2 separate regions of the Homo sapiens genome follow, and region 2 is linked to region 1. The links are chromatin loops, found by intact Hi-C in ENCODE. Cell type or tissue: heart right ventricle. All regions are shown on one strand. Links, peaks and the distances in the headings refer to the core of each region. The heading gives the core; the rest is flanking DNA.

What was found. Peaks named below come from ENCODE experiments on the same cell type or tissue, not always from the same donor. Only the 100,000 strongest peaks of a DNase experiment are listed, where the experiment ranks them.
Region 2: it touches region 1 in a loop (2.0-fold over the local background); 1 of 110 quality-filtered maps calls a loop at or near these places.

What each region holds. Positions count from the first base shown.
Region 1 is chr11:47,068,995-47,074,383 of GRCh38, forward strand. The region is part of intron 3 of CSTPP1 (centriolar satellite-associated tubulin polyglutamylase complex regulator 1); the gene reads left to right. Among named protein-coding and RNA genes, the nearest start is that of ARFGAP2, 110 kb to the right of the region's middle. In heart right ventricle, for the core only: no CTCF peak of the experiment used is centred there; a DNase peak (open chromatin) is centred at 3,147; H3K27ac peaks cover 828 bases.
Region 2 is chr11:47,021,921-47,027,309 of GRCh38, forward strand. All of the region lies in intron 2 of CSTPP1 (centriolar satellite-associated tubulin polyglutamylase complex regulator 1), which reads left to right. Among named protein-coding and RNA genes, the nearest start is that of CSTPP1, 88 kb to the left of the region's middle. In heart right ventricle, for the core only: no CTCF peak of the experiment used is centred there; no DNase peak of the experiment used is centred there.

The sequences.
Region 1 (5,389 bases), core at 287-5,286:
AACCTATGAGCACAGGTTGATAGTGTGTGTATATTAAAATTTACTGTGTAACATATTTAGTGTACATTTTGTTTTTCTTATAGACTTTAAATAAAAGTATGTTTTTAATAAGAATTGAAATTAAACTTTTATAGAAACTTCTAAGTGCCTCTGCAAATTTCTAAGCTTCTGTGGAACATGGTTTGAAAACTACTGATCTACTTCAACCCTTCCCCATTGTGTAAATATAAAAATCAAAGCCAAGGTCTCCTAGTCACTTGGTAGGACCTGTAAAACCAAGACTAAATTCAGGTCTTCTGGTTGTCAGTCAAATGTTCTAGCCATTATCATGCTCTGCTGCTAAATGAACATATACATTTTGTGTCATTTAGTCTCTGAGATGAATGTATGATTTTGTAGCCCAAAACGTAATTGTAGTAGTTAAGGCATAAGAATGCATTGCCCATGTGATTTTATTTCTTCTTTCATTGTTTTACAGATGAAGGTAAAGTAGCTACAAGTTCTTTAATTTTAAGTTCCATTTTACCTATCTTCAAGAGAAAAAATAGTTACTCCACCTGGTTTAAAATTTAAAAATAATAATTCTTATTAGAGAGGGACGTATAATACTTGTTTATTGGATATTTCATGCTTTGAAGGACATAATAAGCAGATTTTGGAAGTTCTTTGAAAATACAAGAGTTTTATTGTTGTTGTTGTTGCTGTTTATTTTATTATTATTATTTTTTTTTTGAGACAGAGTCTCACTCTGTAGCCCAGGTTGGAGTGCAGTGGCACGATCTCACTCACTGCTACCTCCTCCTCCTGGGTCCTGGTTCCAGCAATTCTCCTGCCTCAGCCTCCCAAATAGCTGGGATTACCGGCATGTGCCACCATGCCCAGCTAATTTTTGTGTTTTTAGTAGAGACGGGGGTTTCACCATGTTGGCCAGGCTGGTCTTGAACTCCTGACCTCATGATCCACCCGCCTTGGCCTCCCAAAGTGCTGGGATTACAGGCATGAGCCACCGCACCCGGCCGTTGTTGCTTTTTAATTTTAAAGTTAGGCTGAAGTGAGACTGTAACACACAACGTTATTAAACGCATTCTCTAAAGTAGATCTACCAAGCCAGGCACAGTGCACATGCCGGTAATCTCACTTGAGCCCAGGAGCCCAGGAGTTGGAGAACATAAGTGCACTATGAATGTGCCTGTAAATACCCACTGATCTGCAGCCTGGGCAACAGAGTGAGACACCATCTCAAACAGGGTGGGTGGATGGATGGAGAGAGGGGGAGAGAGAGAGAGAGAGAGAGCTGGAAGTATGTAAAAGCAAATATAAATAATGTTGAAAATTTAATATTTTCCAGTTTTATTTTGCTTGGCATAACCTGCTCTTGATTCCCACTGATACCGCCTGACCCTAATTTAGAAACCTAATTAGACACCTTGGGGAGGTTGTCAAAAAGACAGATTCCTTGATCCCACCTCAAACGTACTCGACCACAGCCAGCAGGCAAGGGGCCTGGGAATTAATTTTAACAAGCATTTCAGGTGATTCTTAGGATCACTCAAGTTTGGGAAACATTAAGCGGTTTCAACCCTGCTTGCATATTAGGATCAGCTAGGGTGCTTTTAAAAAATACTGTTGCCTAGGTCCCTCCCCAGACCACTTTAATCAGAATCTTTTTGGTTGGGACCCAGGCATTTTAAATGCTCTGCAGGTGGTTCTCATACACACTGAAGCTTGAGAACTCCTGCAAGACAGTTGGAAATGTAATTCTCTGAAGCACAGCCCTGGTCTTGTCACTGCTGCTGAGAACCTCAATGGTTCTGTATTGCCTACTAATGAAATATGAATTTATGACTATCATAAGGCTACTCATGACCCAACACCAGCTTTCCAACCACTACTCTCCTACTTATAGACTATACTCTGGCCACACAGAAACACTTTCCCCAAACACTCCTTGTGCTTTCCCCCTTTCACACCTCTGTTTTTGCTTTCCCACCATGTAGAACTTTCCCCCATGTCTGTCTGTCACAGTCCTGCCCATCCTCAAATAGACCCAGCTCAAGTAGATTCCCATTTCCTCCTGTCCTTGCCCTCCCCTGCCTCCATTCAAAAGCGACCTCTTAGGGCATTTGTCCTATCATACCTTATATTTAGTTATTGGCAGATACATAGTCTCTTTCATAAAATGCCATGTGGAATTAAGAATAAGTGGATTTTTATCTTTCCTTTTTCCCCATCTAGATTGTAAATTTGTAATATCAACTATCTGTTTACTTCTGTGTGAGGCACTAAAGAGAAAGACTTTAGAGTCAAATGGCCCTAGGTTCAGGTGCCTTTTTTATTGGATATGGCTGTGTGACCATGGTCAGGTTAATTTTTCCAAGCCTTAGTTTTCTCATCTATAAAATGGAGAATATACTACTTCAGTGTTGTGAAAACTAGATTTGATAACCGACTGGAGCCTTCAGTAATCCCGGTATGTAATAACTGCTCTGTCAAAGTCTGTTGCTTTTATCATTGTGATAATGATCATTGTTAGCTCCCTTGAGGGCAAAGACTGCATATTTTATCTTTGGATCCCCATTCTGAACCTTGCTTATTGTAGGTGCTTGATAAATACTGGGTGAATAAAATAATGAATGCCTGCTGGGTCGTGCTTACTTATATAGTCCACTACCAATCAGTTCAGCCTGTCTTGGAAGGAGCACTTCAAATTTCAATTTAACCATCAGATAAAGATAGAAAATAGGATTTCCACTACAAACTTTAAAAACTGTATTAAAAAGGCCAAAACCCCAGTTAAACTGTAAGACAGCTGCTCTCTTTCTGCTGCCAGGAAATAGAGAAAACCCTCCAAGGACTATTTGCTGTTTGTTTGTGCATCATATAATAAACATGCTGTGACTTGGGGAGAGCACACACTTCCCCTGCAGGCAAGCTTGGGTTTGGGAAGTTGCATGTAGCAGCAGTGAGGAAGAAATCCCCCACTCTGTGGGAGAGGTTCCTTCACGGACTCCACTAAGCCCATTTGCAGTTTTGCTGAGTTATTTACTAAGATGAAGGGACTGGGTGTGGCTGGTCTGAGATTCCTCCTGGGAAGTCACTTCAAGAATCTCCTTAATTTCCTCACCCTTCATCTTTGTTCTCTGGCTTTGGTGCAAGGGTGCAGTCAGTCGCACCCAGTTGGCTGCTGTTCCCAGCACACTGAATTATTTGAAGCTGGCTGTGGCAGCCAAGGATTCCCTGTTCTGTTCTTTTCCCCTTGCCCTGATTTGAAAAACGGTCTGGAAATTCTCATCTGGCATGACCAGAAGGAACTTAGTAGGTTGCAAGCTGTTTTTCTAGATGCACAGGACCAAACAGAACCTTTAAAGCTGTAAATTACCATTTCTCAAAAACTCAATTTGATGGATTTTACATGGACAAATTATATAACGTAGGCTTTACCATCACCACTATCGTTTAAACAAGAGGCCATCCAATTGAGATGAAACCGATATAGGAAAGTAATTATCATCAGCTTTGTCACTTGAAGAAGGAATGTGAGGATATATTAGCTAATTGAAACCTCAGGAAAGATGTATAACAAAACATATAAGGATTAATGAGTAGTCCACAAAAGTGTTTACCAGATGACCAATATCTTTTAAAATATATAGATGTATTCCAGCTCTTTTAATTAGAAAATATATATATATACACACACACATATATGGATAAAAAATGAACTTATAATTACAATAGATGTGATGACAAAATAATTCATAGTCTGAAAAATATATAATTTCAGTGATCAGAGCCTTATGTATTATGCTAATTGTCCAATAATTTCTTGAAAGTATGTTTCTACTTTTAAAGTAAAATTAAATTCAGAAAGCAATGATGAGCAAATATGTGATAATATTCTAGGCAGACACTGAACATTTATATTTATTGTGAGAACAGCATGATGGTAGAGTACTATTTATATAAAATTATGTATCTTTATGTCTTTATATGTTTACATGCATACAAAAATATTTGGAAGGAGGTTTACTGAAATGTTGTGAATGATTTTCTCTTAGTGTTGAGACTACTTTTTTCTTCACACATTTTTATATTGTCTGAGTTTTTATAATGAGCATATAACATTTTTATAATCATAGTAAAAATAAAGCTATTTTTATAGCTTTCATATAGGAAAATTTTGCTTGAGCATCTGCTATGTGTCCAAAGTGGTACTAGAAATTATGAGATATAGGAAAGAAGGCTGTGGCCTGGCTACCAAGATGCTTACAATCTAGCTGGGAAGACAACTAGGGAGTGGGATCCTATAGAATGTAATCCGGTGTCGGGATGTATGGTTCAAAAAGGTGCTACGGAGCATCAGGAAGAGGAGAGGAAGCTCTCAATGGAAGGAAGCTTTCATCGAAAATGAAGATTAGGCTGGGTGCAGTGACTCATGCCTGTAATCCGAGCACTTTGGGGGGCCAGGGTAGGAGGGTTGCTTGAGCCCAGGAGTTCAAAACCAACTTGAGCAACATAGTGAGACCCTGTATTTTTTTGAGAAATATTTTAAAACTTAGAAAGAAAGAAAAGGAAGCTTAGATTGGACCTTGAAAGATGGACAAAAATTGAATAGGAGGGAGAGAAGAAGGCATTTTAGGCAGCATGAGCGCTAAAGTGATAATAATAATGCTTTTTGAAAAGAAAGGAGGAAACCAGCTTGTCTAGAATAAAAAGTAAATATGATTTGTGATGGAGAAGTTTGCTTTATTGCTAAGTTTATTTCATAAGATATCTTTGATATATTACAAACTATATTTTTGTATACTTGAGCAGGTCCTAGAAAAATATTTTGTAATTATTCTGAATATTGACTCTAAAGTGATGTAAAAACTATGACTACTATGAAAAATTCATTATTTTAGTGTATTGAGGGTAGAAGATTTCAGTACATATGCTGTGTAACACTGTCATCTCTGTGCACAAGCTTGTTCTCAAGTCAAACAGTGGCTTTTCATATAGTCTTTTAATTTGTGGTTAATATGTTCCTACACCTTTCTTCTTCTATTAAAAAAATCAAATTAGCCGAACGTGGTGGTGCACACCTGTAATCCCAGCTACTTGGGAGGCTCAGGCGGGAGAATCTCTTGAACTCGGGAGGCAGTGGTTGCAGTGAGCTGAGATTGCGCCACTGCACTCCAGCCTGGGCAACAGTCTCAACAACAACAACAACAAATCAAAAAGCACCAGTTGCCATGGCTCATGCCTATAGTCCTAGCACTTTGGGAGGCAAACATGGGAGGATTGCTTGAGCCCAAGAATTTGAGACCAGCCTGGGCAACACAATGAGACCAACATCTCTACAAAAATAAGAAAAACTCACCAGGCATAGTGGCTCACGCCTCTGGCC
Region 2 (5,389 bases), core at 187-5,186, 47 kb before region 1:
GAGTTGTGGCCCAGGTGCTGGCAGCTTATGGGCGCCTGTGCAGTTGTCCTTTTTGTCTCCCTACCTTGTCAATATTTCACTCTGTTCTACCTTGGTCTCTCAGCCACATATATGGTTTTTTTTTTTTTTTATCACGTAAGTCATATATGTTTATGACATTTCAGCTGAAAGGTAATATCCCATGAAGGGATTTCAGACATGTGGAAAGCATACCACTTAGCCCCCAAAATATCTTAAACATGACATCATCTTATTAAAAGCCACTTTCATTCCATTTATGTTTTGTAAATAATATTAGTCTGGTCCTCCCATACTTTAACAAAAAAAAAGTCCCATTGTAAATGAATTTGATGTCTCCACTCTATTCTACATTGTATCTTCTGAAGAAAGTCATTTCCATTTCTTCATACTATTTTCTTTCATATCTTTCATATGTCCTTTTTTTTTTTTTTTTTTTTTTTTTTTTGGAGACAGAGTCTTGCCCTGTCACCCAGACTGGAGTACAGTGGTGTGATCTCGGTTCACTGCAACCTCTGCCTCCTGGGTTCAGGAGATTCTCCTGCCTCAGCCTCCCAAGTAGCTGGGACTACAGGCGTGCGCCACCACACCTGGCTAATTTTTGGATTTTTAGTAGAGGCAGGGTTTCACCATGTTGGCCAGGCTGGTCTCAAACTCCTGACCTCAGGTGATCCGCCTGCCTTGGCCTCCCAAAGTGCTGGGATTATAGATGTGAGCCACTGCACCCAGCCACTACAGTTATCTCTTAAAGCCATACACTATCCATATCCTCTGGAAAATATTGATTTTCTAAGACTAATATTTTTAGAAAAGTTCCTAAAATCAACTTTCACAGATTTTCTGCACAGCAGAGTAATAATAATAAGATAGTCCCCGAATGTGCCAAGCATTTTACAGAATGCATTATTAACACATTTAACCTTTGGCAACCTTATGTAATAAGCATTCCTGTAATCACTAGTTTACAGAGAAAAATAATTGCAATACAAAGTCATACAGCCAGGAAGATTTGTCCCAGACTAGTGCTTCTTGAACTTTTTCATGTTTGTGTGAATCACCTAGGGATCTTGTTAAAATGCAGAATCAGATTTTGTAGGTCTGGGTTGGGGCCTCAGATTCTGATTTTTAACAGGCTTCTAAGTGATGCTAGTGCTGCTGTCCTTGGTTCACATTTTCAGTAGCAAAGCCATAGTCATTTTTTCTTGAGAACTACTCAAAAAGTTTTTGGTTATAACTTCCAGTTTTTCATTCCATCAGGCAATTCTATGAATATACATAGTGGATATTTCACACCTATATCTTACTTTTTAAAAAATATGATAAAACATAGCACTTAACCCACAAAATATCTTAAATGTTAGAAAATATTTAAGATATTTTGCCTCCTATTGGCCCTGCAGAAGCTGGACCTCCTGAACTGTGTGACCTACTTCAGTGGTACCTCAGGTTCTACATGGTGAGTATCCTGGGGACTGGAAGAGTGGAGATGATCAGGGCCCATAGGGGACCTGGTTAAAATTGACTATTTTAACTATTTTTAAGTGTACAGTTCTGTGGCATTAAATACATTCACATTGTTCTGCAACCATCACTGTCATCCACCTCCATAACTTTTCTATCTTCCTAAACTAAAACTCTGTACTCACTAAATACTGACTTGCCAACTTCCCATTCCTTCTGACCCCCTAGCTCCTGGCAATCACCATGCTACTTTCTGTATCTAGGAATTTGACTACTCTAGGTACCTCAAGTAAGTGAACTCATACAATATTTGTCTTTTTTGATTGGTTTATTTCATTTAGAGTAAGGTCTTCAAAGTTCATTCATGTTGTACCATGTATCAGATTTCCTTCCTTCTTAAGACTGAATAATAGTCCGTTGTATGTATGTATCACATTTTGCTTATCTGTCATTAGACACTAGGGTGGCTTCCACCTTTTGACTGTTGTGAGTAATATTGCTGTGAACATGGGTGTATATATCATATATTTGTCCAAGTCCCTGCTTTCATTTCTTTTGACTATATACCCAGAAGTGGAATTACTGAATTATATGGTAATTCCACCAATATCTTACTTTCTAAGAAACCAGTTTATGTTTAAGTTATTGTGTTCCTTTTTTTTTTTTCTAAGTGAGACAGGGTCTCACTTTGTTACCCAGGCTGGAGTGCTGGAATGCAGTGGCATGAACATAGCTCACTGGCCTTGACCTCTTGGGCTCAAGAGATCCTCTTGCCTCAGTCTCCCAAGTAGCTGAGACCACAGGTGTGTGCCATCACACCTGGCAAATGTTTAAAGATATTTTTCATAGAGACGGGACCTCACCATGTTACCCAGGCTGGTCTCAAACTCCTGGGCTCAAGCAATCCTCTTGCCTTATAGCCTCCCAAAGTGCTGGGATTACAAGTGTGAGCCACTTCACCCAATCTTCTCTCTCTCTTTTTTTTTTTTTAAACATTCCTTACATAAAGTAAATCTTTAAAGGTTTGGCAGGAAGAGTGAGTTTTCAGTACAGATTTTCATTAAAGTCTATTGTCTGTAGCTACTTTGTAATTTTCAATCAATCACAAAAGAATATTGAGAAATGTCCTTTGATCCTTAGAAGGTTGGTAATTGGTTAAATGGCACCAAGTAGAGAATTAGAGAGAGAGTGCTCATGTTCTGAAATAAACCAATACTAAGAAGGTTTATATCACAGAGAAAGTTTTATATAAATGAATTTAAGACCTCACCTGACAAACAGGTAGTCAAGGAACAGGTGAACCCCTTGTTAAATTTATGCTCTCCTTTAAAGATTTTCTGGAACAACTATCCCAGGATCTTCAAAAATTTTGTGGTACCTCTTTCTCTGTGGTCTTTAATAATACATTAAATTCTCGTTTGTTTATAAGAGTTTGGTGCAAGATTCTGCCTGCTACCTAGAGGTCTTTCCTTATGTATCTTTAGAAATGAAATTCTCTATTGGAAATAGGAAAAGAAATAAACTGATATTGAAACCTAATGAGTTAACAGAACATTTGAAGGGAGTTTTAAAAAGGTATCAGGAAGAAACTGATTTTTTTCCTGTGGTATAATACTGAATCATTAAGATAGTAACTTTAATCATTTGTGCCTATAGTGCCCTTATTTTAGGAGTTCCTAGTTACTACAATGGACTTGAACTTGGAAAGGTAAAACAATACAAAATAGCTTTTAACTAAAGTTGGGAATATGAGTGCTTAAAAAATATACATGGATTTACCAGTAGCTTTAGAAGGTAAATATACATGACTACTGAAATAAACTACAATTATTTTCTAAAAAGTGAGACCAACTTTGGAGATAAAACAAATAAAAGAATGAACAGAAGGCGACTCTGGAAATAACGGTAGTAAAGTTATATAGGACATGTTGAGATGATAACCATGAAGAGGAGAATCGAATCATTATCTGCAAGTTTCATGTGGATGGCTCTAAAAGAACAAACCCTGCATCCTAAACCCCCTTCAATTTTATTATTTTGAATTATAATCAAGTCCAAGGAGACTTGGCCTATTATTAACAACTTTGTATGAAGTATTTTTTTCAACCAAATTCATATCATCTTGAATAAGAACAAAGGATTATGGTTTGAGAATTATTATACTTGCTGGACTTTGAACCAACAGAGTTGATATATTTAATACTTCCACTTCTTAGATGAGGTGGTACTGAGGAAGGGGTTTGTAACATCTAAGGGGGCCCATAAAAATAGTGTTTAGTTTTCAGTGAAATCTACAGGTGATGCTAAAATGGGAACATTTTTAAAGGGATCCTAGTGAGAACAAAAAGACAACAAAAAAGAACCTAAAGGCTATAGCTGCAGGCAGAAAATAGAATAAAATTTACCTTAAAATGTTGTCTAGTGCAATGCCAAGCATAGATATACAGTGGATGAGCAAAATCTTGTAAGAAATTAGAATTGAGTTTAAAAAGTTATAAAAGAAAACAGACAAGAAATTAGATGAAACTATGGTATGTGATCTGGCAGTAAAACAGACAAAAGCTGTTTTAAGGTCTGGAGATAGAGAGGAGGGGAAGGAATGGCAGGATCTGCAGATGACTGAGGGAGGCCTCACCTGTGACTAAACTCAGCTTCAGTAGCAGAAGAAAATAGTACAGACAGGGTGAACCAGTTGACAAAAGAGATACAGAGGTTGGAACATAGAGCTGAAGAGAAAGAAATAACAGATGACAGGTTTAGAAACCACATAAAGAATGTGAGATGTAATATGTAGCAGAAGGTGAGATGTAACAGAAATACTGTAAAGAGAAACAGTCTGTCCAGAAACTCTTCCTAGGGGATAAGGCTAGGGGATATTTCCCCAGAGAAACCATGAAAACACAATTATTCTGGATTTCAAGTGAAATTAGGCAAGCTCCTGGAAGCTCTGTTATAAAGAGCTCTGCTTAGAGGCCTTGTTGAAAGAACTGAAGGATCTTGTAGGAACAAGACAAATTAGAGATTTACGGTAATTGTTGTTATTTTTTTTTAATTGACATAACATTACACAATATTTGGAAGACAGGAAGAAATCAATAATAAGCCAAAACCCTAATCCAGTGAATAAATACAATTCATATCTTTTAAATTTTTAATCACTTTCCTTATTCAGACCTACTTTAAAGTAGCTAAAATTGGCTGGGCACGGTGGCTCATGCCTGTAATCCCAGCTCTTTGGGAGGCCGAGGTGGGTGGATCACTTGAGGCCAGGAGTTCAAGACCAGCCTGGCCAACCTGGCGAAACCCCATCTCTACTAAAAATACAAAAATTAGCTGGCCATAGTAGCATATGCCTGTAGTCCCAGCTACTCGGGTGGCTGAGGCATGAGAATCACTTGAACTCAGGAGGCAGAGGTTGCAATAAGTTGAGATCGCAGCACCACACTCCAGCCTGGATGACAGAGGAAGACCCTGTCTCAAAAAAACAAAACATAAATAAATGAAGTAGCTAAAATTATCATGTACACACAATTTTGTTTCCTTTTTTGTTTGTTTGTTTCTTCTTTTATTCTCAGTACCTTCCTCAGGATCCTCCTTAAATATAACATATGAATCATGTTTTTATAATTTAAATTTCTAACATGCTATAAAGAGTATGTATGTGTGCAGTAACCTTTTCCCAGTGCTCGGCGCATTGATTTTCCATCCTGTATTTCCCTGTTTCTACTGGCCTGGAGTAACCAGCCTTATAAAAAAAGATATTCCTTCATACTTAAAGCTGCAAGGGGTAAGCAGATGTGAATTAATCATCTTATATCAGCCGGTAAGAAGCTGATGTGTTAGGGATGGCACCTGCGAGTTTACCATAGCATGCCAGGCCTTCAGGAATGAGTTTTGAAGTTTGAGGGCT